Regions from separate parts of the Homo sapiens genome. Here region 1 is linked to region 2. A link is a loop called in an ENCODE intact Hi-C map of the cell type or tissue named here. Cell type or tissue: gastrocnemius medialis. All regions are shown on one strand. Each heading gives the region's core, and the rest is flanking DNA. Links, peaks and the distances in the headings are about the cores only. Region 1 has its middle 190 kb from the start of TMEM38B. Region 2 holds the start of TAL2 (TAL bHLH transcription factor 2).

Region 1 (15,556 bases), core at 4,168-9,167, 230 kb after region 2:
CAAGACTTTGCTCTATGGCATCTCTTCCTTTGGCTTATTTTAATCTATATTTTTCCCTGTAATAAACTGTAACCATGGGTATAATAGCTTAAAGTGAGTTATTCTAGCAAATTATTGAAACTTCAAGGGATTTTGGGAATTCCCTGAATTTGCAGTTGGTATCAGATGGGAGGACAGACTTGGGGACTGTGGCCTCACACTATGTAGTTTTATTAGCTTGGCAATCAGAAAACTCCAAATGAGGAACTGTCTATTTTTAAAAGTGGATGGTATTCTTCAAAAACTGTGAATGTTTGCCAGGCATGGTGGCTCACGCCTCAAATCCCAGCAATTTGGGAGGCCAAGGTGGGTGGATCATTCGAGGTCAGGAGTTCAAGACCAGCCTGGCCAACATGATGAAACCCCATCCCTACTAAAAATATAAAAATTAGCTGGGCATGGTGGCACATGCCTGTAATCCCAGCTACTTGAGAAGCTGAGGCAGGAGAATTTCTTGAACCTAGGATGCAGAGGTTGTGGTGAGCCGACATTGCGCCACTGCACTCCAGCCTGGGAGACACAGTAAAACTCCATTTCAAAAACAAAAATAAGACAAATAAAACCAAAAAAACAAAAAATGTGACTGTCATGAAAGATAAAGCAAGGCCAGTGACCTGTTTCAGATTAAGGGAGACTAAAAAGACATGACAACTAAGTGCAATACCCAAGCTTAGACTGGGTTCTGTACTGGAAGAAAAAAATCAATACAGGATATAAAGTCTATTAATAAAATTGAAAAGTGAATGGTAAATAATTATATCTATGTTAAATGGACAAAAATCAGTAACTCTGGTTTGAAGAGAGCACGCCTATTCTTTCTAGCAGCTACACACTGAAGTGCTTAAAGAGCCATGATTTCTCAAATGTTTTAGAAAAATTATGTACAGAGAGCAAATGATATAGCAGGCGACACAAAATATTATCAGGATATGAATCTGGATAAAGAGTAAATGGGTGTTCTTTGTGCTATTTTGCAACTTTTCTAGGTTTGAAATTATTTTCAAGTAAGAAGTTACATAAATTACAGGCACTGCACCTAGCACCCAGATCTTGGTTTCTAAAACTATTCTCTAATAAAAGAAATCAGCACTCCTTGCAGAAAAGTATTTTAGGAGTGGAATAGAAAAAATATAAAATGAGCATAAGACATCCTGTAGTGCCTGAAAGTAAGAAAGTGCTCAAAACGGAACAAATGAAAACCTGAATTGATTAAGGGTATATTAAAGGGAAACAGGAGCCAACCCAATGGCCAACGTTGGAACAATTTGTGCAACAAAATAAAGTGTAGTGGATTTTAACCTAAAGTGTAAAATAAATAGCCAATAATCTATGCTGACATAAAAATGATTGAATAAATAAATAAACGAAGAGAAGATGTAAATTTCCCATGTGGAAGAATTCTGAATAATTTATGTAGATTCTCTGCCCTCAAGAAGGGGAAGGCATAACTTTCTACTCCATTCATGTGGGCTGTATGCAGTGACTTCCTTCCAAAGAGGACAGTATGGAACTAGATTTAAAAAAATGCCCTTCATTGGAGAAAACTGACAAATACTACCTGAGTCAGTTGATCAACATCAATATCAACAGTGATAAACCCTGTTGATACTGTATACACTTTATATGATGTGATGAAAATGATATTTTACCTCTGTGGTTTTCCTGCCCAAAACCCACGACCACAGTGCAATCATGAGAAAAACATGAGATCAATTCCACTAGAGGGACATCCTATGAAATACTTGACTAATATACCTCAAAACTGTCAAGGTCACCAAAAACAAGGAGAATCTGAGGAACTGTCACAGCCAAGAGGAGCCTAAGGAGATATGACAATTACATGTAATGTGGTATCCTGAATGGGATACTGGAATAGAAAAAAACACATAAAATGTATCAATATTTGTTCATAAATTTTAACACATGTACTATTCTGATGTAAGATGTTAAGAATAGGGGAAACTGAGTGAGGATATATATTGAAACTCTCCAAACTATCATCTCAATTTTCCTGTAAATTTAAAACTGTCCTAAAATGTCTATTAAAAAAAAATGCAAGTCCTAGATTAGGTCACTGGGAATGGGGCCCGGGAAGTGGCATATTTATAGACTCAGGTAATTCGGATCAGTCAATGATTAAAAATCACTGATCTCACACTTAAAGTCATTTGGTTGCTCTGTTTCTCCCCAGCCAGACATGACTTAGTCAAGTTCTCCTTGTCTCTGAGACCCTGGGCTAATTTGAAGCCTGGCCCAGGAAAGCGCTCCATGTACACTGACTGAATAATTAATATTAAAGACCAGTTCTGTATGTGTGACAGCTCAGGTGGAGAGTGACAGTTAAAGCAATATTCTCCTCAGTTCAATTTCAACTAATCCTCATGAGTGAGCACTTGCTATCCATCAGGAGTCAACAGATATTTACCTAGGGCAACCCACTGCAATTGTTAATGATTCATTCTTCTCATTGAGCAGTATTCGAAAGGAAGGAGTTGCCACTACTCAACCTTGGGGACCTGTTCTCTGGGGAATTGGGCAGGGAAACTAGGGAGGAAATGAGCCCTAGCTGTCTGCAGACATCAACAGTGCATGCTAGGGGAGCTGCTTTCTGTGTCTCCAACTGAGCAGAGCTGGGAATGGAGCCAGGCTATTGCCAGGACCACCTGCCTGCTCATTCACAAACACTTATGGGGCACTGGCTTCCTGCTGCCTGGCCTGGCTGAATGCTTGGGCCAGAGAAGCACTGCCATCCTAGGGATCCCCTGCTGAACACTCGAGAAATGCCAGTATTGCCCCCTTGCTCTGCTGGCTTCCCCATGGTCTTGTCTTTCTTTTGGTCATTTTCTTCCTAGTTGGCTGCCCTTTCCTGGCATTGACCTTTGGCTCTAGCTACAGGTCCTATTTCTTTTTTTTTTTAATTCTGGGGTAACATCTTTGTGATTGAAACTTTGCTAAAGACACTCTTTGGCTCTGCTCTGGGACCTCCATCATGTTCTGCCTGTGTAGGGACCAGTCCTGAAGAGTATGTGGACTATCAAGGCAAATTTAAGAGCAGTGTTGGAAAAGGGCTCCTAGAAAAGAAACAGGAATAGCAGCTTGCTCACTCTCTGCCAGGGTACTTTGCTAGTGTCACCCCAGGTACCCTTAAAAACAGCCCAGTGAACAAGTGTACCAATTTTCCAGAAGAAGAATTGAGGCTCAGTAAGATTCAGTCGCCTGTATCTAGTGAGTGACAGAGATGGTCTTTGAATGCAAGCAGTCTCACATCATTGTATAAGCTAGGTTGGTTAACAGAGACTAAGTAACAGTGGCTTAAAACAGAAGGTTTATTTATTTCTTTTTTTTTTTTTTTTTGAGATGGAGTCTCGCTCTTTCGCCCAGGCTGGAGTGCAGTGGCGCCATCTCGGCTCACTGCAAGCTCCGCCTCCCGGGTTCACACCATTCTCCTGCCTCAGCCTCCTGAGTAGCTGGGACTACAGGCGCCCGCCACCACGCCCAGCTAATTTTTTGTATTTTTAGTAGAGACGGGGTTTCACTATGTTAGCCGGGATGGTCTCGATCTCCTGACCTCGTGATCCACCTGCCTTGGCCTCCCAAATGTTTCTTTATTTCATAAAAGTCCAAGCTAGGATGAAGGGATGGAGAGTTGGGTTGGTGTAACAGACACACCTGTACCCCACCTAAATCACCCCAACATTCACCATTTCTATGCACCCAGGCCTACTTCCACCTTCTAGCACCTGTGCCTGCCTGAGGGCTCTCCCTGACACCAGAGCACTCTGCCTCGTGGTGCAGCAGGCTTACGGTGCCAGGCAATAAATGGCCCCTTCCTCCAATATCCCTCAATCAACTTTTGCAGGTGTTGGTATATATAAGTACCCCAGCTTCCCCTTACCCCCAGGGCAGGACAGCTTAGAGTCACATTCAACACATTCCTCCAGTTTTCCCATTTTGGTTGAGATCCAGCTGCCCATAGTGGTAGCTGGCTTGGTAATGTATCATTGGTTTTCTTATCTTCTCTGTTTCACTTCCCCACTCCCCTCCTGCTGTTTCCTGGAATCACCTCTGAAATAAATGCATTGGAATCCTTATCTCCAGAGAAGCCCAAACCAAACAAACAGTGTTATACTCCACAAACCCTTAGGACCCAAGCTCCTGAATGTTGTCCTCATCATCCTGGGTCAAAGCTGGCTTATTATCAACATGTACATTTTCTCACCCTTGAGAAAGAATAGAAAGTGGAAAGCAAGCTTCCTTTTAATGAAAACAAAACAAAACAAAACAAAAACCCAGAAATAGCACACATTACTATCCCTGCATCCCATTGTCCCGTACCGAGTCACATGGTCATATCCAGCTGCAAGGGAGCCCTTGTACTCGGCTAATACTCAAGAATTTCATTACTAAAAGGAAGAAGTGAAGGATGGATTAGTATTAGCTATAGCCAAAATACTAAATTACCTTGTTAAGAAGCTGTGGGGGAGTGGGGGTTGGGTGAAATTGATGTGACTAGGGAGGTAGCCTGTGTCAGAATATAAAGGGGGCCTTTTGCAGATTAAGGGATTCTGGCTTTCATTGGAGATGAGAAGGAGGGGTCATTGTAACTTTTTCATCAGGCATGCAACTTGATGGAATTATTTTATTTAAGCAGAACCCAACCCTCTATTGACAGTTAAGTGTTGGGCTGATGAGGTAAGACTAGAGATGGGGTCAGCAGGTGGCTGACCTTTGCAGGGATCCAGGCCTGACCTGGGCATTGGCAGTGGAGATGGAGATGAGGTGACTAATTCAAGACTTGTTTAATCAGTACTGAGATGAAAGTTGAAGACAGCATTAAGGATGATGCTTTAATTTGAAGCTGGACTCCTGGGATCTAGATCTATACATTTAGAGGTTGAGACACTGTGGAACTCTTCCAGCTCTGTCTAGAGGCAGAATCTCTGCATGAGAGAAAGTAGTTTTTCTATGTCAGAATTTTTACTTGCCAACAGACTGGCCTTAGGTAAGTCACTCCAAGCGACAGTTTCTCTGCTTATAAAACAAACTCTTCTTATCTTTTGTGGGCATTGTTACAGTGAATAAATAGGGTAAGAACCTTTGAGGGTGGTTTAAATAGACAGTTTTATAATAAGGAAAACTGAGGACAGACTTGGAAATTGAGAGGGTAGAAATCCAAAAATTGAGCACAGCACACAAGGACATTTTAGAGGGAGCTTTCAAAAAGACTTTTATTGTATTTAGTATGTATTGGAAAAACTCAGACTTTGGTATCTAGTGAGAGCTCCAGAGTTGACTCTCTCACTCTCTTAGCTGTGTGACCTCAGGCAAGTTACTCAACCTCTCTGAGCCATAGGCACCTCTTCAGTAAAGCACATATAGGTACTCCCCCTTTTTGTGTTGTGATCGTCATGTGAGAGTTGGCAAAGTGCCTGGCACAGAGCCTGGTGCACAATGGTGCTTAACACATGTGAATTCTCTCTTCCCTTTGCCTTTAAGAGAAATCAAAAGATCCAGTTGACCATGTTAGTTTAGTCAAGCAATGGGTAATTCAGAGAGGAAAACTCACTCATCTGATATTTGGAATTTGGTCAAGGCAACTTGGTTGTTTGACCCAAATCTTCTTTTTCTACCAGTTGCGTTGGCATGGTTTTGGCACAGCCTTTGTGAGAGCTACTTGCTGGAACACTGAGAGAAGGTGGCTCTGTGGAAATACAAGGCAGAATGAATATAGTGATTTTAGAAATGTAAGAGTGACATGAAATCCATTAAATAACATTTTCCCCCCTCCCACTTCAGGGTAACAACTCCAGAATTGAGAGGAATGGCTCCAACAGAAGGAGAGGGAGCCATAGTTTGCGGTCCATATGCCCACTTCATTTTGCAGTTACTCCTGGCTGCCCATCTGTTCATGACTGCCTAGTCTAGCCATGGGGCTTATAAAACGGTGTCCACATACACGGATGCCTTCACTAAACAGATGCGAGAACGAGGAATGTCCATGTCTCACACCAAGCACATTCAGCATCCCTTTGTGCCTCTTTCTGCTCTGTTTACTTCGCCTTTCAATTTCACTTAAATATATTTCCAAATTATTGTTGTATTTACAAGATGGGAAAATGAAGGGGTTCTAAAATCTGCTGGATTCCTATGCTGTGCTAGGTACTCACTGGGGGCTCTATGTCTAATATTAATATCTCATAAAATCATCGCCACAGGGTAGCCATGAGTTTCACCATTTTACTGATGAAGAAACTTAAGCTCAGAGAAATGAAGTCACTTGTCCAAATTAATACACTAGGAAATGGAGGCACTGGGATTGAACGGTAGTCTAATTGCAGACGTTTTACTCTGGGACTGATGATGAACAATGATTAGAATACCCTAGCATACACACACACTCACACATGCGCGCGCGCACACAAACACACCCCTCAAGAAACCAACCAACTGACCTTTTTCAGCTTTCTGTCTCCCCTAACAGAGGACCTCTGTTTTGAGAGTTTGAGCTGAAATGACTTCTTTGATGCTAAAGGATGAGCTCCCTCTAGTGGCAGTGTGTGGTTTGGCGCAACCTCCATTGCCTGGGGACACAGGTAAATACAGAAAGACATTTTCTTTCATGCGGCACTATTTTGTCTAATGATACATTATTGAGACTCTCTTAATACAATGCAAAAATGGAATCCAAATCTGGGTTTACCTCCAGTTGGAGGAATTGCATTTTCACTGAGCTCTGTGATTTCTCAAGAGTTCTCACATCTCTGTCTCAAGGTCTTCACAGCATCCCTGGGAGATGCTTGTCTTTTCCTTATAGTTGGGAGAGATAGGAATCAGAGAGGTTAGGTGGCTTTTCCAAGGTTGCACAGCTGGTCAGGAAAGGAAACATAATTCTAATCGGGTGTATCTACTTTCAGACCTTGTGCTCTTTTTTTTTTTTCTTAAATTATACTTTATGTTCTAGGGTACATGTGCACAACGTGCAGGTTTGTTACATAGGTATACATGTGCCATTGGTTGGTTGGCACAACCAACCTACTGCCACCTTGGAGGTTTCACCTTTCTCTTCTTTCCCTAAAAATAGCAGCTCCTGTCGTACCTGTGCCACCTTCTCCATCTGGAGAATACAAACCACATACATGTTGGTTTGCTGCACCCATCAATTCGTCATTTACATTAGGTATTTCTCCTAATGCTATCCCTCCCCCAGCCCCCCATTCCCCAACAGGCCCCAGTGCGTGATGTTCCCTGCCCTGTGTCCATGTGTTCTCGCTGTTCAACTCCCACCTATGAGTGAGAACATGCGGCGTTTGGTTTTCTGTCCTTGTGATAGTTTGCTTAGAATGATGGTTTCCAGCTTCACCCATGTCCCTGCAAAGGACACGAACTCATCCTTTTTTATGGCTGCATAGTATTCCATGGTGTATATGTGCCACATTTTCTTAATCCAGTCTATCATTGATGGACATGTGGGTTGGTTCCAAGTCTTTGCTATTGTGAATAGTGCTTCAATAAACATACATGTGCATGTGTCCTCATCATAGAATGATTTATAATCCTTTGGGTATGTACACAGTAATAGGATCACTGGGCCAAATGGTATTTCTAGTTCTAGATCCTTGAGGAATTGCCATACTCAGACTTTGTGCTCTTTCAACGATATCATGGAATCTTTCTATTCCCCATCTTGATATATGTCACAGGGAGTTATCCATCAGGTGAAGGACAGGTAATCATGGTGATGATGTGGGGATTAAATGAGACAGATTAAATTATGACACATAGTTATAATTTCCTACCATTTATTCCTCTTTCCTCTGGTCCATCCTCTTACCGCCTCAGACAGATTAAAGTAAAAACCACAAATTCCATCAGATCCTTGCTTGAAAACCCCCGTGTCTCCCAATGACTCTCAGGATAAAATGGAAACTCTTAGGCTTGGCATACAAAATCTTTCATGATCTGAACCCTCCTTACCTCTCCAGGCTTATGCACCTTAACCTACTGCCACCTTGGGAGAGTTCACCTTTCTCTTCTTTCCCTAAAAATAGCAGCTCCTGTCGCCCCTGTGCCACCTTCTCCATCTGGAGCAATTCTACTAACCTTCCCTTTCCAGGTGAGACGGCACCTCTCTCTGAAGAATTTTGAAACCCCACAGATCATGCTCTATTTCCTCTTTGGTAATTCTGACACTTGATGCTCACCCCACATGGTTCTTAGTTTATGAGCCGTCATTTTACTTTAAGCATTTTTCTCTCTCTCTCTCTCTCTCTCTCTCTCTCTCTTTCTCTTAACCAGTCTAGCCATCGGGCTAGTTGTTCCTGGCTTAGTTCATCTCTGGGTCTCCAATGCCTACCACAGTTCCTGGCACACAAGGAGTTCACTAAATGTTTGCTGAATGGCTTCAGGAAAGCTACAAAGGAACACCTCTGGGCATCGTGGACAGATTCAAAGCCAACTTGATGTGTTAAATGGGGTTTAGGGCTACTTGATTATTTGTAATGCAACTCCATTATAAGTCTGTATATAAACGCCATTGACCATGGTTTTAAAATAAATGTAAAAAAAAGTATCTTAAGAAAAAAATGGTTGAAATTAAGAGCCATTTGGTTAACCTTGGGGCTTTTCTTCATGGTGCTTTCAGAAACTCCTGAGCATCAGAAGAGAAGGAAGTTTGTGGCTTCTTGAATGACTCAGGCTTTAGAAGGTCTGGGTTGTTTTGCAGCACAGATACGGATTAGTTGACCACAGCAAGATGGGTGCTTGAGGAGAGAGCTCTCAATGGCCCTTCTCTGTGGACTACCCTGGACCATCTCACTTGTGCCTCTAGGAATCCATGAAGAGCTGACCCAGCTGGTCCCTAGTTGACCTTTCTTGAGTTAAATTTTGAATTATTTTAATCATCATCTAGAAAATCTCCTGACTAGTGTCTTTGATTCCCTGAAGCTCTACTATAGCATCCCCGACCAATGAGCTTTTAGCACTTGCTCAAACGTAATGGGCTCACTCCTCTGGAAATAGCCCATCAGTTGTTATGGCAAAGACTTTCCTTAAATATTGATCTAAACTTGCCCTGTTCAACATCCCACCTACCAGTTAGGTGTGGGAGGCATAAAACCTTCTTTTCTTTCCTACTAAAAATATTTTCCTCATTGCCAACTTTTGAACCCCTTTTGCTCATAGACATAGTTAATAGCTTCCCCTGAGCAATATCTGAGCAGGCTTGGAGGTCTGACTGCCTGGTGGGCAGCATGCAGCTGTCATGGTAAGTGTGAAATGAGATATATCCAGCCACACACCAACATGAAAGCATCCGTAGCTTCCTCTGTTGAGAGATGGCCAAGACTGGAAAAAAGTATTTATTACGAATGATGATAACAGGAGTTAAAAACCGCCATGTTCCCTCAATCACAAAAATCAATGATTTTATTTTCTGTGTATGCTGCCAATTGTCCATCCATATGCAGAGCTCACATTTACAGTTACACTGATAAGCTGGGTATTTCCTGTGTTTTTCTCTGCTTAAAGTATCCTCTGTTTCATGTCATAGAAAAGCCACCTTATTATTTTAATGGCTATAGAACAGTTATTTGAGTGGAGGCACCATGATTTACTCCACCACTCCCTCATGTTGGACAGGCAGGTTGTTTCCAGGTTTTTGGCTATTGTGGATACAGTATGACTCAGTGCTACCCCTTCCTGTTCCCAGCTTCCTGCCAGGGACCCTGGCCTGGCCCTCAGTCTGTCGTGTCTGAGGATAATAATCTATTGGGCTTTGATGTAATCCCATGGGTCTGAAGGAGTCCGGCTACCCTTGGCTTGTGACTTACAGAGCTTTAGGAAGCCTTGGCTCCTCCATGGCCAGACAATCCCCACCATGTGGCTTTACCTTATACCTGGGCTTTTTCTCTGGTTTCCAATTCCCTCGCTGGGGGCCTGGCCCAGCCCCCTGTGATCAGACCACATTCTTCTGTGGTAGATGCTACAGTGGCCACCTAGATCCCTCCTCATAAATGAAGGACATGGTTCCCCAGCTGCTGGTGATTTTGCCTATTGGTAGCTCTACAGGGATTGCCTTTGTGGAAGACAGCCACCTCACCCAGGCCACGTGCCCCTTTCTGGGTCACCACCATGACTGGTGGGAGGATATAAGGGACTAAACCTGGCTCTCCAACCTGGAACAACTCTGAATGGCCATAGTAGTTTCAGAGTCTACTGTAAGCTTGGCTGAGGCCTCCATCAAGGCTGCGGCCGAACTTCTCCCTCTGCCCAATCCTGCTTTCTTCCTTCCCCTCTCTTCCGTAGGCATTGATCCAGCGAACACACTCAAGCGAACCTCCTGCACTCTAATCACCATCTCAGAGTGCTTCCTGGGAAATGCAACCTGTGACCCCTTCCTGGTCCTTGCTCCCTGGGCTCTACTCTCCCCCACAGCAGCTAGCTGTCGCCTAGGAGGCTCATATGGGAGGGATGTCCTCTTCCCTGGGCCACTGCCTGGGAGGCTGATGCAAGTGGGATGTCCCCCTTTCCTGGGCCACCACTCATGCAGCTCCCCTGAGCTGCAACATTGCACTCAACTACAGTCAGAGCCTTACTGACCCCTGGCTAAGTCAGTTTCCAGCTCTTCCTCTGAGATTGTTTTCAATTCTTATCTCTTCCTTAAACCTCCATAATCAAAGAGTTACTGACTTCTGGTGACTGGGTAATGAGACTATCCAGAAGAGCATATTCCTTCCTTCTCTCCCAGCTATCTCTTCCTCTCCTCCCCACTATCACTACTTAGTGGGCTTCCATTGTCCATCTCTGCTTAGACTGTGGCCATGTTCTGTTAACTGGCCTCCCTGTCTGCTCTTGTCTCTCTGCTGTCCTCCTCTATGCTGCAGCCAAAGAAACCATTCCAAGGCTCACATTTGCTCATGTCATTCCCTTGCTGATCACACTACAATGACTCCTTGTGATTTATACGAAGACAAAGCCTAGACTCAGCAGAACACAGAAAGCCCTCTACAGTCTGAGCCCAACTGCCTCTGTGTCTCCTGTAACCCTGGACTTTCCTCTGGTTTCCTGAATACTGAAAACTCTTGCAAGCTTCCAGGAGTTTGCTGAGGTTGTTCCCACTGCCTGGAATGCTGTTCTCAACTTTCTTCACCTCGTTAACTTGCTTATTCTTCCAGATTCAGCTCGATTGTCAGCCTTTCTAGGAATCTTTTTTCTAAACCTCCAAGGGAGGGCTAACAGCCCCACCTTAGTTAGTCTCATGACCCCCCATGCTTACTACTCACCTTTAGTGTGGTTGTGTTTTTTTGCTTTTTTATGAGACAGGGTCTCACTCTGTCATCCAGGCTAGAATGTGATGATGCATTCATAGCTCATTGCAGCCTAGACCTCCCGGACTCAAGCCACCTTCCTACCTAAGCCTCCCAACTAGCTGGAACTACTACAGATGCATGCCATGATGCCCGGCAAATTTTTAATTTTTTTTTGCAGAGACAGGGTATCACTATGTTGCTCAGTCTGAGGTCTCAAATTCCTGGTTTCAAGTGATCTTCCCACCTTAGCCTCCCAAAGTGCTGGGATTACAGGCATAAGTCACCATGCCCAGCCTTACCTTTAGTATTAAAACATGCCTTCACTTCTGTCTCTTTCTGTGTTCAGTGAGTTTTTTTGAAGACATTGAGCAAGTCTTATTCATACCTGCATTTCTAATGCCTGATGTACATGGCACTGAGTAGACGTCTCTATGGGACCCAGCCTGAGGCTCTTAATTTGTCGCGTTGCATTGGTTTGCAAAGCATTATATCAATTTAAATTGTTATAAGCAATGTGCAAATGAACCAATTTCATGATAACCTCACCAAGGTTGAGTATTGTTAGTCTTAAATTTGATGGCTGTAAAATGCTCTACATTGTTTTGATTGCATTTTTATAGATATTGGGATTAAACATTTTCCCATGTGACTTGCTGATTAATTGCATCTCTTCTTGTATGGATTACATGTTCCTGCCCTTACCTTTGCATTATAACCTACAGCCTCATGTCAGTTTCCTGACTTAAAAATATCAACACCGAAGTAGGCTCTTCCAGACATGAGTTGGCTTGAATATGGCTGTGTGATTTTGAAATAGTTACATCCCTCTGTGGGCTTCAGTTTCCTTTCTTTAAAATAATAGGTTACTTTACTTAGCTCCTGGCTGGAATCACTTGGTAGCCTTTAAAAAAACACAGACTCCTGGGCTTAACTCTACTGACTTGGTCTCTCTATGATTTTTCTAAGGCCCCTAGGTGACTCTGGTGCAGCCACTTCAGCCAGGTTCATAGCCTGACTTTGGGAGCCATGGGCCTCCCAGCTCTGTGGTCTGTGTAGTTCTGTGTGGCCTGGGTATGTGGCGCCTGCAGAAAAGAAGAAAGGAGGAATCTGTGGCTGTGTTCTAAGACCCAAGGCCCCACGTGGAATGAAGAGCATTCTTATTCTGTGTGGCTCCAGAGGGAGACCAGCATGAAAAGGTGGCTTTTGGCTCTGCAAATTTGGAAACTTGCCAAAGACTCACATGACCCTACACAGAGACAGGAAGCCTTGGGGGCTGTGGGGAGAGTCAGCATAGTGTTGCACAGAAAGGGCTTGGCAAATATTTACATATTTGAACATTTATTTTATTTATTGTTTGAGACAGGGTCTTACTCTGTTGCCCAGGCTGGAATGCAGTGGTACAATCACAGCTCACTGTAATCTTAAACTTCTGGTCTTAAGTGGTCCTCCACCCTCGGCCTTCCAAAGTGTTGGGATTACAGGCATGAGCCACCACACCTGGCCTTAACAGCTTTCCTGAGATACAATTCACATACCACACAATTCACCCATTTAAAGTGTACAATTCAGTGGTTTTTAGTGTGTTCACAGAGTTGTTCCACCGCCATATCACAGACTTATTTTGAAGATAAAACGAGACCATGCAGGAGAAACATTTAGCACAGTGTCAGAGGCATAGTGTGAGTAATGAATGCCAGATATTATTGTCCTTGATAGATTCCTTATCCTTGGTGAGGTTTGAGAGTTTTTGGAGTGACAATTTCATAGGGCTATTGCGGGGGACACTTGGATATTAGGGAGAGAGAAATAGGGCCCAACTGAGCGAGCTCCCAGGTCTCTTCTACCTTGTGGGGCAGGACATCTACAACAATAATTATTAATATACACATGTGTGCAAATCATGTAAAATTCCTTAATCCTCACATTAGCTCTGGGAGCTTAGTTTTTATCCTCATTTGTCCCCATTCCTCAAAGGTGAAAACTGAGGCTTACAGAGGCTGTGGCTTTTCCAAGATCAAAATTCCATGATCTCTTTATATAGCACAGATAAACACGTCTATTTGCCACCTACTTTTGCTTGGTTTTGGACATCATTTAAGTTGCAAGTTTTCAGAAAGGATAAGATCCAGGTGGAAAAATTCCAAGAAGTACAGAAATTGACTTTAAGTTTATCTGATGAACGGTAGCCAGCAGCTCCCCTCTCTCTGCACTTTCTCCTTTCTTACTTCTCCTTTGATTTTCTCTTGCATGCTACAGGTCAAGGAGACACAGCAGACAAGGACAACAGGCAAGAGGGGGCTCTTTAATGAGGGTAGGGTATGATGGGTCTGGGAAAGTCAGGAGGTAGCATTCCAAACCCACTGTGTGCTTGAACCCTACGGGGTGCATTTGGTTTAAAATCCCAGTGCAAAATTGTATGGTATGCAAATTATATCTTGAGAGAGTCCCTGCCCACCTAGTTTTCCCCAAGTGGGTTTGAGTCAGTCGCAGCCCATCCTGGGCTACTTTCCTCTTTCTCAACTTCCAGCTGAATGTACTGATGCCACTCTACAGGTGTCCCCTTGTTCCTGTCCCATCCCCATCCCCATGGAGGCTGGGAGGGGGCGTCTACTACAGGTACCTTTCTTCTCCCCAGGGAAGGAGACTCAGTTTCATCAGCCTCCTTGTTAAAGAAGGAAAGACAGATGCAGCCCTGGCTGCTGGGACCTTCTACTGTGACCTGAGACATGCCCCCGCTCCCCCATGTATTAGGACGCTCTCTTTAGACAGAGGTTTTACTATTCCTGAGTCTCAACAAAACTCGATGAGTCCTAGCCCCTGTAATTAGTCCATCTCTGTTCCCTCTTCTAACTTCCTGTTCCGGTGGTGCCTTGTTTGTAAGGCTGGCTTCCCATGCCCCAGCTTCAGTCTCTTTGGTCAGACCCCCAAATGCTAACTGTGACCCCTCTCCTGGCTGAGCACTATCTATTTTTGTTTATGTTTAAATCCCCAGGATCTAGCTTTATGCCTGGCACACAATAGGAGTTAATATTTATTGAACAAATAAATTATAAGCATTCAAGGGAAATTAGCATTGCAGGAATGGGTGGCAATCAGTTATTTGTTTTCAAGTCAGGATGATTTTTAAAGTTTTTATTGTTTATTTTCACCCAAACCTAACCTGCTAAAGAAACATATGACTGATTTTCTTAGATTTTACAAGGTGCCAGAGGACTTAATTTGACATACAGAAACTCTTCAAATTTCTGAACGTTACCCCGGATGCTCTTGCTATATCATCCCACATCCTGTTCGGATTTCTGCTGTTTAGATTTGATGTGTCTTCCCATCCCACATGGGGATAAATGGCTTTTTAACAATTCTGTAATAAAATGACTTCAGCCATCTTTGCTATTTAAAACCTGTATCTATCCAGATATTTATTTATAAGCACATCCCCTTATATGGTTTGAAGGGATTCAGATACTCTTTGGAGGTTTTCAAATCTAAGACTTCACTTTTCAAAAATCAAATTTTGTGGTTTTTTCTCTGTGGGGAGACCAACCACTTTAGTAATAAAATAAAGGGGAATAACAATGGCCAGGCATACATGGAATGTGAGGCAGGCTTGATAAGGCGCCAGGGGGTGTGGAAGTGTTCCTCCAGGTTTCTCTTGTGGCTGCTTGTTCTTGGCCCATCAGGAGGAAAGCCCCAGAAGCCCCATTCCAGAAAATTGGCTCGTTCTCCAGAGCACCTTCAGTTGCCACGGTGGAGCTGCATCTGTTGGCTCTGGATTTTAACACATTCATTGCCTGGCCTCTGTTACAGATTGAACTGTGTTTCCTCCCCCACCAAATTCACATGTTGAAGCCCAACCTCCCAAGGTGACTATATTTGGAGATAGGGCTTTTATGGAGGTAGTTAAGGTTAAATGAGGTCATAAGACTGGGGCTCTAACCCAATAGGACTGTTGTCCTTATAAAAAGAGGAAGAGATGTCAGCGCACTCTCTCCACACGTGCAGAGAGGAGAGGCCATGCCAGGACACAGGAAGAAGACAGCTGTCTTTCTCTTCATCAAGAAGACACACTTTGCCAGACAGTGAATTTGCTGGCACCTTGATCATGAACTTCTAGCCTCCAGGACATGAGAAAATCAGTGGCTGCTGTATAAGGCAGGGTGGTGTTCTATTATGGTAGCCCAAGTACACTAATACAGGCTCCAAATGGGTTT
Region 2 (15,556 bases), core at 6,538-11,537:
CTTTATGGGGAGTATTCAATGAATTTACTTTCTGCAAGTAGGCTGCACTCTTATCTGCTGCCCACAGAGCATCTAAATCCTCATCTAGGAGACCCATCGATGAGTCACGTCCCTTACACAAAGACCAGAGAATAAAGAAGGAAAGGGGAATTCCATCCACCCCTTTCTTTTCTCCAGTACCTGGTCCTGCCCACCCCAACACCTCCCCTCGCTTTCCCCACTGCGTTTGGGTTTATTGGCTGAAAACAGAAGCACTCGCAGCTCCAGGCCTACGGAGTCAAGGCCAAGCCAGCCTGGTCTTGAGAGGTCGACAGCTGGGCACACCCAGGGCTGTATGTCCCTCTAACTGGTAACTATGGGAAGCTCACTTGAAGTAGTTGTGTGCACCGCTTTATGCTGCAACAGTCAACATTTGCTCTGGACAGAAATACCCTCACGGCTTTAACGCCAGGTGTCTTGGAGATAAAATGTGGGTGTGTGGGCGTTACCAAGGGGTCCTGGGTCTGGGGTGCTGGAGAGTGGAAGTTACATGTAAGAGAAAGGCCTGATGCGCAAGAGAAGTTTTTCTTTCCCCTCTGGCTTCTCCCTCATCCAGTCCTGGGCTCTGTTTCAAATATTAGAAAAAAATAAAAGCTTCTTAGCAGCACAGAAAGTAAGTAACTTGAAGGAGAGAGGTGGGAGCCAGAATGCTGGATTGGGCAGATGAAAGGAAAAAACTGAAAGTGCCCTTTGGCAGAAATTAGAGTCATGTGTTTAGGTTCACCATCTAGCTTTTAGACAGAGTTTTTTGGTAGTAAAAATAAAATGAAATCTCTGTATTGAGTAACTTTGGTTTCATTAGATGACTTAGCACCATTTTTTAGTATTTATTCCAAAGCACTAACTTTTTATACATTAGCTCACTGAATCTTCACAATAACCCATGAGATGATATTTCTGAGTTATAGCTGAGAAAACTGAGTCTGGGATAAGTTAAGTAACTTGCTCAGGATGACAACTATAATAGCATCAAAGCAAGGATGCAAACACCAGCCAGTCTGCCTCCAAAGCCAAGTCAAAGGTCTTCTCTTAGCTGCCACACTAAACTGCCTGCTATTTGGCATTTTTCAATATCTTATCTCAGTCCATGGCCAATCAATGAGTATTTATTATTCCCACGTTATTGGAAACAGGCTTAGCAGGATACCACTACCTGTCCAGGGCCACAAAACCAGTGTATATCAGAGACTCTGGTCCACAGAGTCTAGCATCTCTCCTAAAGGTCTCGCCCTGCTGGTGCATTGCCCACTGCTCAGGCAGAGATGTGGGCCACATCAGTGCGTTTCTCCCTTCCAGGTGCCCTGGTTTCCTGTGTCACCTGCTTTCACCTGCTGCTACTTGCTTGATAATTTTCTTAGTTGAGGGAGGTTGGAATGAGGGAGGCAGGAAGAGCCTGGGAGGATGTGAGCTGTTCACTAAGTTGCTCTGTGGGCCCTGTGAATGGAGTAGTATGAACATCCATGAGAATCTGCAGCTTCTGCAGGCTCTGGAAAGATGCCTGTCTAAAAACCGCTAGTAAAACTGAGTCAGCCATATGCTTGTTTCTTTAAGTATATGTTTTAGTATTTGACTTCTTTGGGAGAAATACATTTTTTGTTTAGGATAACTTGTTATGTAACTTTATAATTAATATTTATAATTGTTCATATTGAATAAGAAAACCTTGGTGAAATGCCTAGCATGACACTTGGCACTTAAGGTTGAATAATTGGGGCAGAGGATTAAGTTCCTGGGCCAGAGTTGATGCTTAATGTCAACCCCTCCTCAGGTCAAGCCATCATCTCCTCTTGCCTGCATTGCTTTCACGGCATCCTAACTAGTCCCCCCACCCCACCTCTTCTCTTGCCCCTCTCCATGTAGCAGACAGAATATTCTCTCCTTCTTAAAAAACAACCAGGTTGGGCGCCGTGGCTCACGCCTGTAATCCCAGCACTTTGGGAGGCCGAGGCGGGCAGATCACGAGGTCAGGAGATCGAGACCATCCTGACTAACACGGTGAAAACCCATCTCTACTAAAAATACAAAAAATTAGCCGGGCGTGGTGGCGGGCGCCTGTAGTCCCAGCTACTCGGGAGGCTGAGGCAGGAGAATGGTGTGAACCTGGGAGGTGGAGCTTGCAGTGAGCCAAGATCGCACCACTGCACTCCAGCCTGGGTGACAGAGTGAGACTCCATCTTAAAAAAAAAAAAAAAAAAAAAAACCATTCTATGGCCTTGGAAACATTTACCTCACAGAAGCAAGCTATGTGTCTGCTGACAGAAGGCAGGGCAGGCTGGAGGCAGCTGTCTGAAGAAATAAGAGCTTTCTTGCATTCATTCAACAAATATCTGATCAAGCAGCTTTTATGGGCAGTGAGCACAATTCCTGGGGTCTAGTGATGAAGGAAACTAAGTCTTTGTCCTCATGAAGTTTATAATGTAGCAAGTAAACTAGAATGAGATTTGTTTTGCAGAATTCAACATGAAGGTGGGGTCTCCTTTAAAGAAAAAAAAGAGAGAGTTAAAATAATTGAAATTTATCAAAAAGAGTTTCTTATGACCAAGAGTCACTCCCACGCACCCCAAATTAAGTATAAAGAATGGGCACAGTTTACTTTGGAAAATGCAAATTTAAAAGCAGGGGTTGTAATATTAATATAATAAAATGAAATTCATGGTAAAAAGCAAGATTTTTATATTGATATAGGCTACAATCCTCTAAGTCAATAAAAAAACTTCCTTGAGTCTTTATGCTTCAAAAGCAATGCAGCAAAAAATGTAAAGATCTAAAGCAAACACTCCCGGAAAAACAAAAAGAACAGAAACAAAATAGTAAAGGGAGATTTTCACACAGTGCTCTCTTGAATAGATCAAATAGACAAAAACTTCCAAGAATACAGATTTATTTAATGGATGTGTAAAAAGACATTTTACCATTCAAACAGAGAATATACCTCCTTTTCTAGTACCTGTGAAACATTTATAAAAGTTGAATATATGTTTTATCAAAGAGAAAATTCTCAATAAATATCCCAAAGCAAAAAACATACAGGGCATATATTTCACTATACTGCAATAAAATTAGAAACTAATAGCAAATGGTTGCCAAAAAAATACAACAACAAGAAAATTTAAAAACACTTTATAAAAGAAAAATAAGCAACAGACATTAGAAACCAATGACAATGATACTACAAATGGAAACAGGATATCCCCAAAGGTCTATCAGAAGAAAGTTCACAGCCCGGAGTGCTTTTCTTACTAAACAAGAAAGAGTAAAAATAAATAAGCATTCAATCCAAGAGTGATAGAGTGGAGAGGAAATAAACGTAAACAAAAGAACAGATTTAATAAAGATATAGTAGAAAGTGTATTTGAAAATCATAAAAATGATAAGCGAATCCCAGAGCTAGTTTTTTAGGAGCAATAAAATGAACAGACTTTTGCAACACTGATCAAGAAGAGAGAGAGAGAAATCATAAACACATAACATGAGGCATGAGAAAGGGGATTAAAAAAATAGAGATGTTAAAAAGTAACTGAATAACTGTATATAACACTCTACTAATGAATCTGAAAAGGTCCAAATTTATATGTCAAAGTACCAACATTAAGGAGAGAGAGAACAGGGGAAGGAACAAAACCTACCTAGAAGGATTTACTAGTAAATTGTATTAAATATCAAGAACCAGCTAACTCATCTGTTTAATAAATTAATGGTGGATGGAAAAAGTGATGAATAAATGACTGGATAAATGGAGAGATGGATGGATGAATAGGGGCCTCGATACATAGAATTGGAGATTGGTAAAGGGGCTAAGGATGGAGGAGGGAAGAAGAGAGTTTTAAGAGTGGCTAAGGCTGATGCTTGACCTCCAGCCAAAACAATCTTGGCCCACACCCACTTGGCCTGGCAGAAATCCCTTCCAAAAGTCCCAGGTTTGGGCCCTGGCGGTGGCTGACTCCTGTAATCCCAACACTTTGGGAAGCCAAGTCCGGAGGATTGTTTGACCCCAAGAGTTCAAGATCAGCTTGGGCAAGATGGCGAGATCCCGTCTCTACTTTTATGAATAAAATAAAAAACAAAAATCCCAGGTTTGGTCTTTCCTGAAACTGACAACCCCTGCATACAGGACTAGAAGGCCAGTATTCACAGGCTAATCCAGACAGATCAATTAAACCAGGAGAACCAGAAAGCCTGACAGTGCCCAAGCTCTCCTAGTGACCTGCCCTTCCCTCCCCAGCCCTCTGTTTCCTCCCCAGGAGCTCGCAGGTGCAGTCTCTCCAGGGGGCAGTGAGAGCCATGAATAGTAAGGGTTTTAGCTCAAGCACACAGAGGCGTTTAGCTGCCCAAATCTAATCCCCCAATAATCGGCTTATGTAAATTCCTACTTCAACCCCTTCCCCTGCAGGTCCTAGCCCCAAAATTCTCTACATTGGGAGACTGGCATGGGAGAAGACCCATCACTCTGAAGGATCACTGCTAGTGAAATGATGCGCCAAAGATTGTTTCCCCTGCTTCTGAAAGTATAAAACCAACAATAACATTTAAGAATGTTTTGAAAAGAAAAAACCATCAACCCTGGTCCCAGGATGTCAACACAATCGGGCTCCTTTCTCTGTAGCCCTTGTCCTTTCTCTGAGTCCTTGTCCACTCGCACACAGATCCTATTTGACAGCTTATTGTTTCGTTTAGCATCATCCATTTCCAATCTTGCTACCCTGTTACCACAATTCTTTTTCTCAGCTGTAAAATATGCCATTCAAAAAAATATATCACCTTACAGTTTTTGGCTGAGGTGAAGATTAATACAGGTTATTGCTTCAAAATGTAACATTTGCTGTATTATAATTGCCATATGGGGAAAACAGAGGAGCAGAAAGAGGAGCAAATCAGAGAAGCTTACTGCAAATATTAGTTTTTGTAGTTGTTTGTTTTTCTAGATGGAGTCTCTGTTGCCCAGGTTGGAGTGCAGTGGCATGATCTTGGCTCACTGCAACCTCTGCCTCAAGCGAAGCGATTCTCATGCCTCAACCTCCCAAGTAGCTGGAATTACAGGTGTGCGCCACCACACCTAGCTACTTTTTGTATTTTTAGTAGAGATGGGGTTTCACCATGTTGGCCAGGTTGGTCTCAAGCCCCTGACCTCAGGTGATCCACCCACCTCGGCCTCCCAAAGTACTGAGATTACAAGCATGAGCCACCGCACCTGGCCTTAGGTTATGTTTCTAAAGATCCCTTTTTACCAACTAATTTTCCCCAATCCACCCTCCAATCTCTCCTCTATACTGCCACCAGAATGAGTCTTGCGACCTGTGACTAAACATACTATTCCCATGTTCAAAGCACACAGTTGTATTTGTCTGGGCTGCCCTCTCCTCCACCCTTGCACTTGTATTATAATTCCTACCCAGTCTTTACCACCCTTCCACCAGGCACCCAGCAGTCAGAGCCCCTCCCCTGGACACTGTGCTTTTAGATGGCCCCTCTCTGGCCCTCCTCCAGTGCTCACCCAACTCCTATGTCCCACCTTCTAGAACATATTCTGGGAACCTGGGACCCCTGAATTTCTGTTCAAATGACCATGAACCCTTTTCCAGGGCCTGGATAGGGCTATTCCCTAGGTCCATGTGGGCTGGGAGTTCGCATCATTTTCACAAGGCCCTTCACAGAAAAAGACAGAGCTAGCGGGTGGGAAAAGAATGGGGACGGGGATGGAGTCTCCATTTGTACCCTTATCATGGCCCCCACAAATGTCAGAGCCACCCTTGCTTCAAGGCCTAGTTTAAATGCCATCTGTCCCATGGGTAACCTCTGATCCCCCAGCTAGAATCTTCTACCTTTCTGTCCCTAACTCTAATTTCACACTCTCTCGCATTCAGGACTGTCTGTCTTATATTAGTCATGTTGTCATGTCTTCTCCCTTCCAATAGCTGTTAGTGCCTTGAAAATAGATACAGAGCTTTCCTCACCTTCATGCCTACCTCCCCATCCTACCCCACTCCCCTCCTACCACCATAACCTAGCAATTTATGCAACACCTTTTAAATTTATAATAAAACTGTATTGTTTGTTTTGGAGGTGGGTAAGGTGGGTGGCGGTGTGACAAACAACCCCAAAGTCTCAGTGACTTACAACAATAAAGATTTATTTCTACTCATGTTATATGGTTGGTTGTGGTTTTGCTCCATGGCATCCAGGCTGCACGAGCAACCCCAAACATAACTTTCTCATGGCTGAGCCCATCCAGCAATCCCAACTGGAGTCTTGCTCTATCCCCAGGCTGGAGTGCAGTGTTGCAATCTCGGCTCACTGCAACCCCTGCTTCCCAAGTTCAAGCGATTCTCCTGCTTCAGCCTCCTGAGTAGCTGGGATTACAGTCGTGTGCCACCATGCCCGGCAAATTTTTAATTTTTTTTTAGTAGAGATGGGGTTTTACTATGTTGGCCAGGCTGGTCTCGAACTCCTGAACTCAAGTGATCTGCCCGCCTTGGCGTCCCAAAGTGTTGGGATTACAGGCATGAGCCACTGCAGCCGGTCCAGCAATCCCTTGTAAAGCTTCTGCTCCATCATGATCAATGTTAGGGCTGCTCGCATTCTATTGGCTGATGCAAGTTGTATGGTCAAGCCTGGCAATGGGGCAGGGAAGTATAGTTCCTCCACTTACAGGGAGGCACTGCCAATCACACGGCAGTGAGTGGGGCTATATAATCCTCTCCAAGGGAAGGGAGCCAATAGTTATTAACAATAATACAATGGACCACAATAAAATTTACAATATACCGACTATGTGCTAGGCATACTGCTAAATGCTTTACCTACTTTTTTCTCATTTAGTCCTGACAATTCTGTCATTGTCCCCATTTTACAGATAGGGACTAAGGCAAGCATAAATTCTATAATTTGCCTAGGATCACATAAGTGAATAGACAAGGAATTTCCACCTGGGTAATGTAACTCCAGAGCCCTTTGCTCTTATCCACTAAGCTGCAATTTGTTTGTGAATTTATTGTGCCAGGTCCTATACCAGATCTTTCAGAGAGAGTGGTACCTGGGAATTCATTACTTATTCATTCATTAATCAACATCTGATGAACACCTGTTCACTGGGAGTAGATGGGGTAGGGAAGAGGCAGAGAAGATAAATAAGTAAATAATACTCAAGTGGGGATGAGTGTTAAGAAGAATAAAGCAAACAGAAGGATGAAGACTCTGTGTGTGTGTGTGTGTGTGTGTGTGTGTGTGTGTGTGTGTGAGCAATTTTAGTTTTTTTTTTTTTAAGAGACAAGGTTTCACTATGTTGACCAGGCTGGAGTGTTGTGGCTATTCACAGGTGCGATCATAGTGCACTGCAGCCTCAGACTCCTGGCCTCAAGCTATCCTCTTGCCTCAGCCTCTGGAGTAGGTGAGATTACAGGCTCACTACCACGCCAGACAGATGGTGCAATTTTAGATATTGTGGTCACAGACTTCACTGAGAAGGTGCCATTTGAGTAAAGACCTAAAGAATGTCAGCTCCTTGAGGGCAAGGACTTGTATCTGTTTTGTTTGAAGTTGTGTCCCCAGCAACTAGAACAGGGCCTGGCTCATTGTAAGCTCTCAGTAATAATGTGTTGAACGAATGAAAGGAGGTTAGGGAGGGAATCGTGGATAACTTGGGGGAAGAGTGTTTAAGGCCCAGGAAACAGTCAGTGAAAAGGCTCTGAGGAAGGAGAGTATCTGGTGAGTTCCTGAAACAACAAAGAGACCAGAGTGGCTAGAGCTGAGTGAGCCCCAGGAAGAGAAGAGACAGACAGCTCAGGGGGATAGAAGGTATCTCTGGGCCCATTTTAAAGGCTTCAGCTTAACTCAGTGAAATGGAGAGCCACTGAGGGGTTTTGAGCAGAGAAGTGACCAGAATCTGACTTGTGTTTTCATAGCATCATTCTGGATGATGTTGGAGAACAGACAGAAGGAGGCAAGTCCAGAAGCAGGAAGACCAATTAGGAGTCCCTTCCCTCACTGAAATAACCAATATTAGTGCTGGGCATTGTGGAAACTGAAATGGATAAATTCGGGAACCTGCCCAGTACAGTGAATGTTAAATTCTGCTGTGCATCTTAATCTCCTGAAATACTTAGGTTTTAAAAATGCAGATTTCAGACCACACCCCCCATCCTGAAAAATCCTAGTTTCCTGGGTCTGGGTTGTGGGTGTTGGGATCCTCCTTCCCCACCTGTGATTCTGAAGCAAGTTGTTGCTGAACTCCAGGTGGAGGCTCACTGGGGCTTCATAAACATCTGATGAATTAACAACGGATACGGACTTTCCCAGGGTTGAATGTGTTGGAGAAGGAGGTTGGTAAGCGGCTCCCCCAGCCCAGGTGGGTGGCAGGACCCCCTTACCGCCCCCAAGTATCACACGAGGCGGGGCTCTCCTTCCTCCCTTGCTCCCTTTCCAGGGCACAAGAGAGAGTTGGTCTCCGGAAGCCAGGGCGCGGAGAGTGGGGAGGAAACGGTGGGAGTCCCCGTCGGGAAGGGGCCCCCGGGCCCCGCGAGACAAAGGGCGGTGTCCTATAAAGGCGGCGGCGGCGGCGGCGCGGTGTCCAGGCGAGGGCGCACACGGCCGGCGAGGGCGACGGCTACGGCGACGACGCGGGCTCTTTGCGAGGAGGTGCGTGGACTCCGGGGGGACATGGGCGCAACCAGGGCCGGGCTCGTGGGCCTGCGGGTCTCTCGCTGAGCCATACTCACCCGGGAGAGCAGGAATGCGGCGGAGACTTGGTAGCGGCCACCGAGCCAATTCGGTGGGAAGACCGGGGGACTTTCCGCGGGGCAGGGGCGGTGGCTCAGCTCCGGGGGTGCTAGGCCGACTCTCTAGCGTGTTGGCGGGCCCGCGTCGCTTTTATGCGTGATGCCGGGGACCCCCTTGTACCGCTCTCGGCGGCGCATCTCCCAGAGCCCTTCAAGGAGCTCGCGCGTCCCCGAGCGACTCCCGGACACCTGGCAGATTCGAAACTTCAGCCACTAGATGCTTTCCTGGACTCCCTAAATACTTAATCATTAGGCAAGGCAATGGTTTGCAAGGGGGAGCAAAAGTTATAAAAAGAAAAAGGGAAAGGCCTGGAAGCGAAGCGGGCAAGGGAAGAAGCTTGGGCAGAGTATTCGAGATGCGTCCAGGCTGCACGGTGCAGGGGTCGGGTGCATCTTAGAACAGGTGGCTCCCCCAGCGTGAGGCTACTGTGAACGGCGCTGAAGAGCAGTATTCATACTGTGTGCTGCTGATTTAATATATCAACATGCAGAGTTGTGTAAGTGAGAAAAGCGACTTGCATAATATATATGGTGATTTTAAAGGGTGTGTGTGTGTATGTGTGATACACACACCAAACTGGCTGCGGCTGGGGAGTGAGACTGAGTAGCTAGACAGGTAGGTAGCCTTTTATTCTTTACTTGAGGCACATATGTATGCTTGATATTTTTTTTCTTAAATGAGCTTGTATTACTTCTATAAATAACTTCAAAAGGCAGAGTTGTGCCTCATATTGCAGGTTAAGCACTGTTCCCCAATCTAACTATATAAACCACCCTTCATGGCGAGTATTTTCACTTACTTTCAAGAGAAAGGTGAAAGAAGAGACAAATGCACCGGACCAAATGCCAGGAAGATAAATTTAAAGTGGAATGAAGAAAGAGCTGTATGTGAGTGAATGCCTGGGACAGGCCCCCCAGTGTTAGCTGTGAGCCTGTGCTGCACCCTCTCTGGTGAACCCGGTCTTCGTGTCCAGGAACCCCTGGCACAAAAAGTAGCAGCTCCTGTTAGGGGCATTGGTCACCTCCTTGGGGGAGTGTGTCCTTCTTTTCTCTGCTAATGTGTTACCTTCAGTAGCGACAATATAAACAGAGAATTTATGCATATCCATGTTCCTGGCGTTTCTACCTGACTTTCCTCCAACCTAGTCATTCTTAGCCTGGGATACACAACCCCCATCCACCCAGGAATATAGAGATAGAATTCAGGGGTGCTATGAATTTGGATGGAGAAAAATTACATCTTTACTTCCACTAACCTTTCATCTAAGCATAGCGTTTCCTTTATTTATGAATGTGGGTAATAAACTGTAGTAGTATTAGCCGTGGTGGTGAATTTGTCACCAATAGAAATCATAGATGCATGCATTTCATGTCACAGATGTTGCAGATCTTTTGAAAACATCATTTACATACCACTTTTTAGAGATTATCGTAATAAGTCTAGTTATTTAATGTGTTAAATATGAAGCACATGTATTGCTATATTGTATTTTAAGTTATTTTAATAACTACTAAATATAGTTGGTTGTTTTCTGTGTCTATGTATTTTAATTTATGGACTTAAAATAATTATTCTGAAATGAGAACCAAAGCCTTTTTACTTTATATATTTAAAATCATTGTTCTGAAAACAAATCTGTCCCTAGGCTTCCCCAGACTGCTAAAAGGTCCATGGTACAAAAAAGGTTATGAACCCTGACCCGGCAGGAGTCCTCAATGGTGACATAAATGCATCAATATCCAGGCCTGGGACACAGGCTGTACCACTGATTCCCTGTGTGGCCTAAATGCTTCACGTCTGTTTTGCCATCTATCAAATGTTCTCTGATTCTGTGGCATCTAGTGTATTTTTTTTTTTAGCTCTTACATTACTCTGAGATCACGATTAGCAGCAATCACTCCTTGCGACTGGAAAAACACTAAATGCAGTGCTTTTCCAGCTTGTTAAACCACTGATTTCTATTTCCCCTGTGGAGAAGGAGAGGAACACACTTGAGGATAAATCAACAAGGAATGATTAAGCACCTCCTAGGATGGCAGACTACATTTCAGAAGCTAGTGTTCTCTGTTTTTTGTTTTGTTTGTTTGTTTTTTTTCCTGTCTGTTTCTAGTACAATAGGATAGAGCCCTCTTAGAAAAGAACACCATCGTTAGTTTATCCTGCCTAATCTTTTTTCCTCCCAGCTTGAAAAAGACCCCCCCATGGGACTATGGTTGACTTAGTGAATGAGCTAAACCCTGTTGTGATAAGAGAAGCATGAATGTAACTTTGCTCCTGCAATCCCAGCCAGTGTCAGTGTGGACAAAACTGGATAGTTTTCTACCTTAAAATCCCCTTGATTCAGGTTTAAACTTTTATATTTTAGGTATATACTTGGGTATAGTTCTGACAACACTCAAATTTTCATTGTAGAACCAAAGGTCAGATTATTCAGAAATGACTTAGGTTAGATAAAAGGCAATGTGGCCTGGCATGGTGGCTCACGCCTGTAATCCCAGCACTTTGGGAGCCCAATGCAGGTGGATCGCCTGAGGTCAGGAGTTTGAGTCCAGCCTGGCCAACATGGTGAAAACTCATCTCTACTAAAAATACAAAAATTAGCTGGCTGTGGTGGCGGGCACCTGCAATCCCAGCTACTTGGGAGGCTGAGGCAGGAGAATCACTTGAACCTGTGTGACGAAGTTGCAGTGAGCCGAGACTGTGCCACGGGAGGCCAAGGTTGCAGTGGGCACCAAGATTGGCCACTGCACTCCAGCCTGGGTGACAGGAGCAAAACTCCGTCAAAAAAAAAAAAAATGGAAATGGGTGGGGCATTGTAGCATTTCTGAGTTGAATGAGGTCCTGGGGATCACCTGGCCCACCCCTTTCAGTTTTGGAAGGAGACCTGGCCTGCCTGGGAACCCGCTAGAATGCCTGGCTAGCTGCTGCTTCTCTGCTCCTGCAGTCGCAATGCTTCCCTCACACGTTAATACAATCAGCCAGCTCCTCAACACTCAGCAGCAAGCACAATACCTGGCTCGTAGTGTCAGTAAATGTTGGTCCCAAAGCTTGGAGTGCATAGTATTGTAATTGGTCCATGGGTCCAACTAGGAATGTCTCCACGGAGAGAGGATGTGGGTGCAAGAGGACAGTGCGGGGAGCCGGAAGCCATGTGGTGACCTCGGGCTGCGGTGCTTCCAGTTCACCATGAATTCTTAGCACAGCACTGGACTCCCCAACCCAGACACAAGCAGGAAAGGCAACAAGAAAGGAACTAGGATGGGGAAATGTCCCGGGGGGCATAGAGATGATTGAAAAATGCAGTTGGTGCAGTGGTTCGCCTGTAATCCCAGCCCTTTGGGAGACTGAGGCGGGCAGATCATGAGGTCAGGAGATTGAAACCATCCTGGCCAACATGGTGAAAACCCTTCTCTACTAAAAATACAAAAAAATTAGCTGGGCCCAGTGGCGTGTGCCTATAGTCCCAGCTACTAGGGAGGCTGAGGCAGGAGAATCACTTGAACCCAGGAGGCAGAGGTTGCAGCGAGCTGAGATCGTGCCACTGCACTCCAGCCTGGCGACAGAGCGAAACTCTGTCTCAAAAAAAAAAAAAAAAAAGATTTTATATATGTACACATAAAACAATACCAAAAAAAGAATAAAACACCACAAGTCTCCTTTTTTTCTCTTCTCCCAATCTACTGTCCTCTCCCAATGAACCACTGTTGACAGTTTGGCCTGAATCCTTCCAGGTTTTTGCTCTACACACACACACACACACACACACACACACACACACACACACACACCCATATATTCCTGTAAAGTGAATCAAAAGAGCACATAAACAAAGCTAAGACCTTCTCTAATGCATATAACTTCTTCATTAGGAAGAAAATGATAAATTACAACATTTATTTTTCACTGTTTTATTTTTAAAGATAATAATTGCAATCATTAATTTTCTTTTTTTTTTTGAGACAGTCTCGCTCTGTCGCCCAGGCTGGAGTGCAATGACGCGATCTCGACTCACTGCAACCTCCACCTCCTGGGTTCAAGTGATTCTTCTGTCTCAACCTCCTGATTGGCTCTGACTACAGGCGTGCGCCACCACGCCCTGCTAATTTTTGCATTTTTAGTAGAGATGGAATTTCACCGTGTTGGCCAGGCTGGTCGTGAACTCCTGACCTCAGGTGATCTGCCACCCCCCCCCCCCCCGACTTGGCCTCCCAAAGCGCTGGGATTACGGGTGTGAGCCACTGAGTCCCGCCAATCATTAAATATTTATTGAGCCTTTAATATGCACTAGACACTGAGCTAAGGTGCTTTATGTGTATCATTTCATGTGTCCTCACAATGATGCAGTACTCCTGTACTGATCTTTACTTATGAGGCATTTGAAACACAGAGAGGTTAAGTAGATTGCTCGTCACACAGCTAGGGTGAGTATAACCAACAGCCAAACCGGGGTTCTGGCCTTGGAGCCTGTGCTCTTGACCACCATGCATATGGTTCCACTGATGGCTGAGTTACGTGAAGACTCCTGTAGAGTCAGGGCTTGGAAAGGGAAGATCTCACCTGCTGTTTAAAGAAATAGGTAAGTAGAGAGTGGGGAGGAAATTCAAGGAACAGAAAATGACAATGTGCGAAAGTGTAGAGTTGGGAATATTCATGAGTCTTCGGAGGAACTAGAAAGGGCCCAGTGCCCAGAGGAGCTGAGCGTGGAGCAGGCAGCAGACCAATAGCAGTAAGCCAAGAACATCAAACTGCCTGGGGCTAGACTTGGGCTTGTTTGCCAGTGCCTCCCAAGTGTTCCTATTAGCACATGTTAATCCAAGCCACTTGAAAAAAGGGACTCTTGCCTCTAAGAGTGAAAAATGCCTGCATAATGCTCGGCAGTATGTGATGATAAACCACTCTCCTAGACTTGGAAAGGTCATCCAATGCAGCCCCAAAGAGGCCCAAGTATCTTCTACAGAATCCACGCCAAATCACCACTCCCACCTGCCCCTTGTCTTTTCATTTTTGCGAGACTAAATACCCCCACTTCTGTTCTTCATACACCAGGGTTTCAAGACCCTTCATCATTCTGTTCCTGCTCCTCTAAATATAGTCCAGTCTGGATATTTTAGTTCTTACAGAGAGGGGCTGAATCCTCCAGGTGAGGTCTGCCAGCTAACAAGAGAGCTGTATTGTCTTCTCTATTCCAAATTTTATTTTATTAACGAAACCTACAATCATTTTCTTTTTTTACTTCATTCTGATAATACATTGTTGATTCATATTCAACTCTCTGTTGGTGGCCGGGCATCGTGACTCACGCTTGCAATCCCAGCACTTTGGGAGGCCGAGGCGGGTGGATCACCTGAGATCAGGAGTTTAAGACCAGGCTGGCCAACATGGTGAAACCCCATCTCTACTAAAAATATAAAAACTAGCCAGGCGTGGTGGCAGGCGCCTATAGTCCCAGCTACTCCGGAGACTGAGGCAGGAGAATCGCTCAAACCCGGGAGCTGGAGGTTGCAGTGAGCTGAGATGGTGCCATGGCACTCCAGTCTGGGTGACAGAGTGAGACTCCATCTCAAAAAAAGAAAAAAACAAAAAACAAAAAACAAACTTTCTATTGGCCAAACATATGTTGCATTTATACATAAACTCAATCAATATTGTACCTGATTCTGAACAATTAGGAAGAGTTGGTTATAAAGGAAGAAACAGGAGTATTGGGACAAAGCAATCTTTCAACTGGAGGCTTCAAAACAGCCAGAGAGAAAAAGCTGAAGGGTGTTGTTCTTACCTTCCCCTGTTGTTTTTAAGTTAAAAAAAGAAATTATGCATAATTCATAGCGTCACTGATGCCTCGAAAGGTGAGAGGCATATGTTTGTGTCCCTGTGGGGTTGTTTTCTTTTTTAAAAACCTGAAAATGAGGAAATGAATCTCGTAAGCTCTGAGTCGAGAAAATCTAACATCTCAGGTTCTTGGCAGGACATGTGATACCAATCAGGCCTCTTATAAGATATTGGCCCTGAGGGCCCTTTCTCTTTCCATCTCAGGAACTCAAACATGACCAGGAAGATCTTCACAAATACCAGGGAGCGGTGGAGGCAGCAGAATGTCAACAGCGCCTTTGCCAAGCTGAGGAAGCTCATCCCCACTCACCCTCCAGACAAAAAGCTGAGCAAAAATGAAACGCTTCGCCTGGCAATGAGGTATATCAACTTCTTGGTCAAGGTCTTGGGGGAGCAAAGCCTGCAACAAACGGGAGTGGCTGCTCAGGGGAACATTCTGGGGCTCTTCCCTCAAGGACCCCACCTGCCAGGCCTGGAGGACAGAACTCTGCTTGAGAACTACCAGGTTCCTTCACCTGGTCCAAGCCACCACATTCCTTAGTGTGGCTCTGGCTGTCATCTCCCAGGGCAGCACTTGCCCAGAAATCACTGCCTGTGGACAGACTTTTGCATGTTCCAGAGTTGACCTGATGATAACTCGTGAAGCATGAATTCTAGCTTCCTGGGAGGTGGCTCAGAGACAGCTGCAGGGAGCTGAAAGAAGCCATGAGGAATGTCACTTGTGGGCCGCCACCCCCCAGGGATGTCAGGTAGAGCGGCCTACCTCTGCCTATTTTAAATCCAGGTTCTGCATAAGACTTTTGGAGAAAAAATTCTAAATAAAAAAAAAAAAAGGCTGAAAATCACTGTTTATACTCAATGTCTTCAGTTATAAGAAAGAAGTTTTCTCATAATGGATCTCAGATGAATAAGTAGA

What was found. A loop is a pair of places that touch in the nucleus more often than their neighbours do. Peaks named below come from ENCODE experiments on the same cell type or tissue, not always from the same donor. Only the 100,000 strongest peaks of a DNase experiment are listed, where the experiment ranks them.
Region 1: it touches region 2 in a loop (10-fold over the local background); 1 of 110 quality-filtered maps calls a loop at or near these places.

The regions. Positions count from the first base shown.
Region 1 is chr9:105,875,313-105,890,868 of GRCh38, forward strand. No RefSeq gene overlaps it. Among named protein-coding and RNA genes, the nearest start is that of TMEM38B, 190 kb to the left of the region's middle. In gastrocnemius medialis, for the core only: a CTCF peak has its summit at 6,587 (motif pointing left); a DNase peak (open chromatin) is centred at 6,594.
Region 2 is chr9:105,647,643-105,663,198 of GRCh38, forward strand. TAL2 (TAL bHLH transcription factor 2) reads left to right here and starts at 14,815. Exons shown (of 1, transcript NM_005421.3): 1 at 14,815-15,482. The coding sequence starts at 14,855. The coding sequence ends at 15,181. RefSeq lists enhancers at 1-131, 4,057-4,619, 8,672-8,751, 14,842-14,931 and a cis regulatory region at 50-67. In gastrocnemius medialis, for the core only: a CTCF peak has its summit at 8,578; DNase peaks (open chromatin) are centred at 8,606 and 9,233; H3K4me3 peaks cover 1,591 bases; H3K27ac peaks cover 2,916 bases.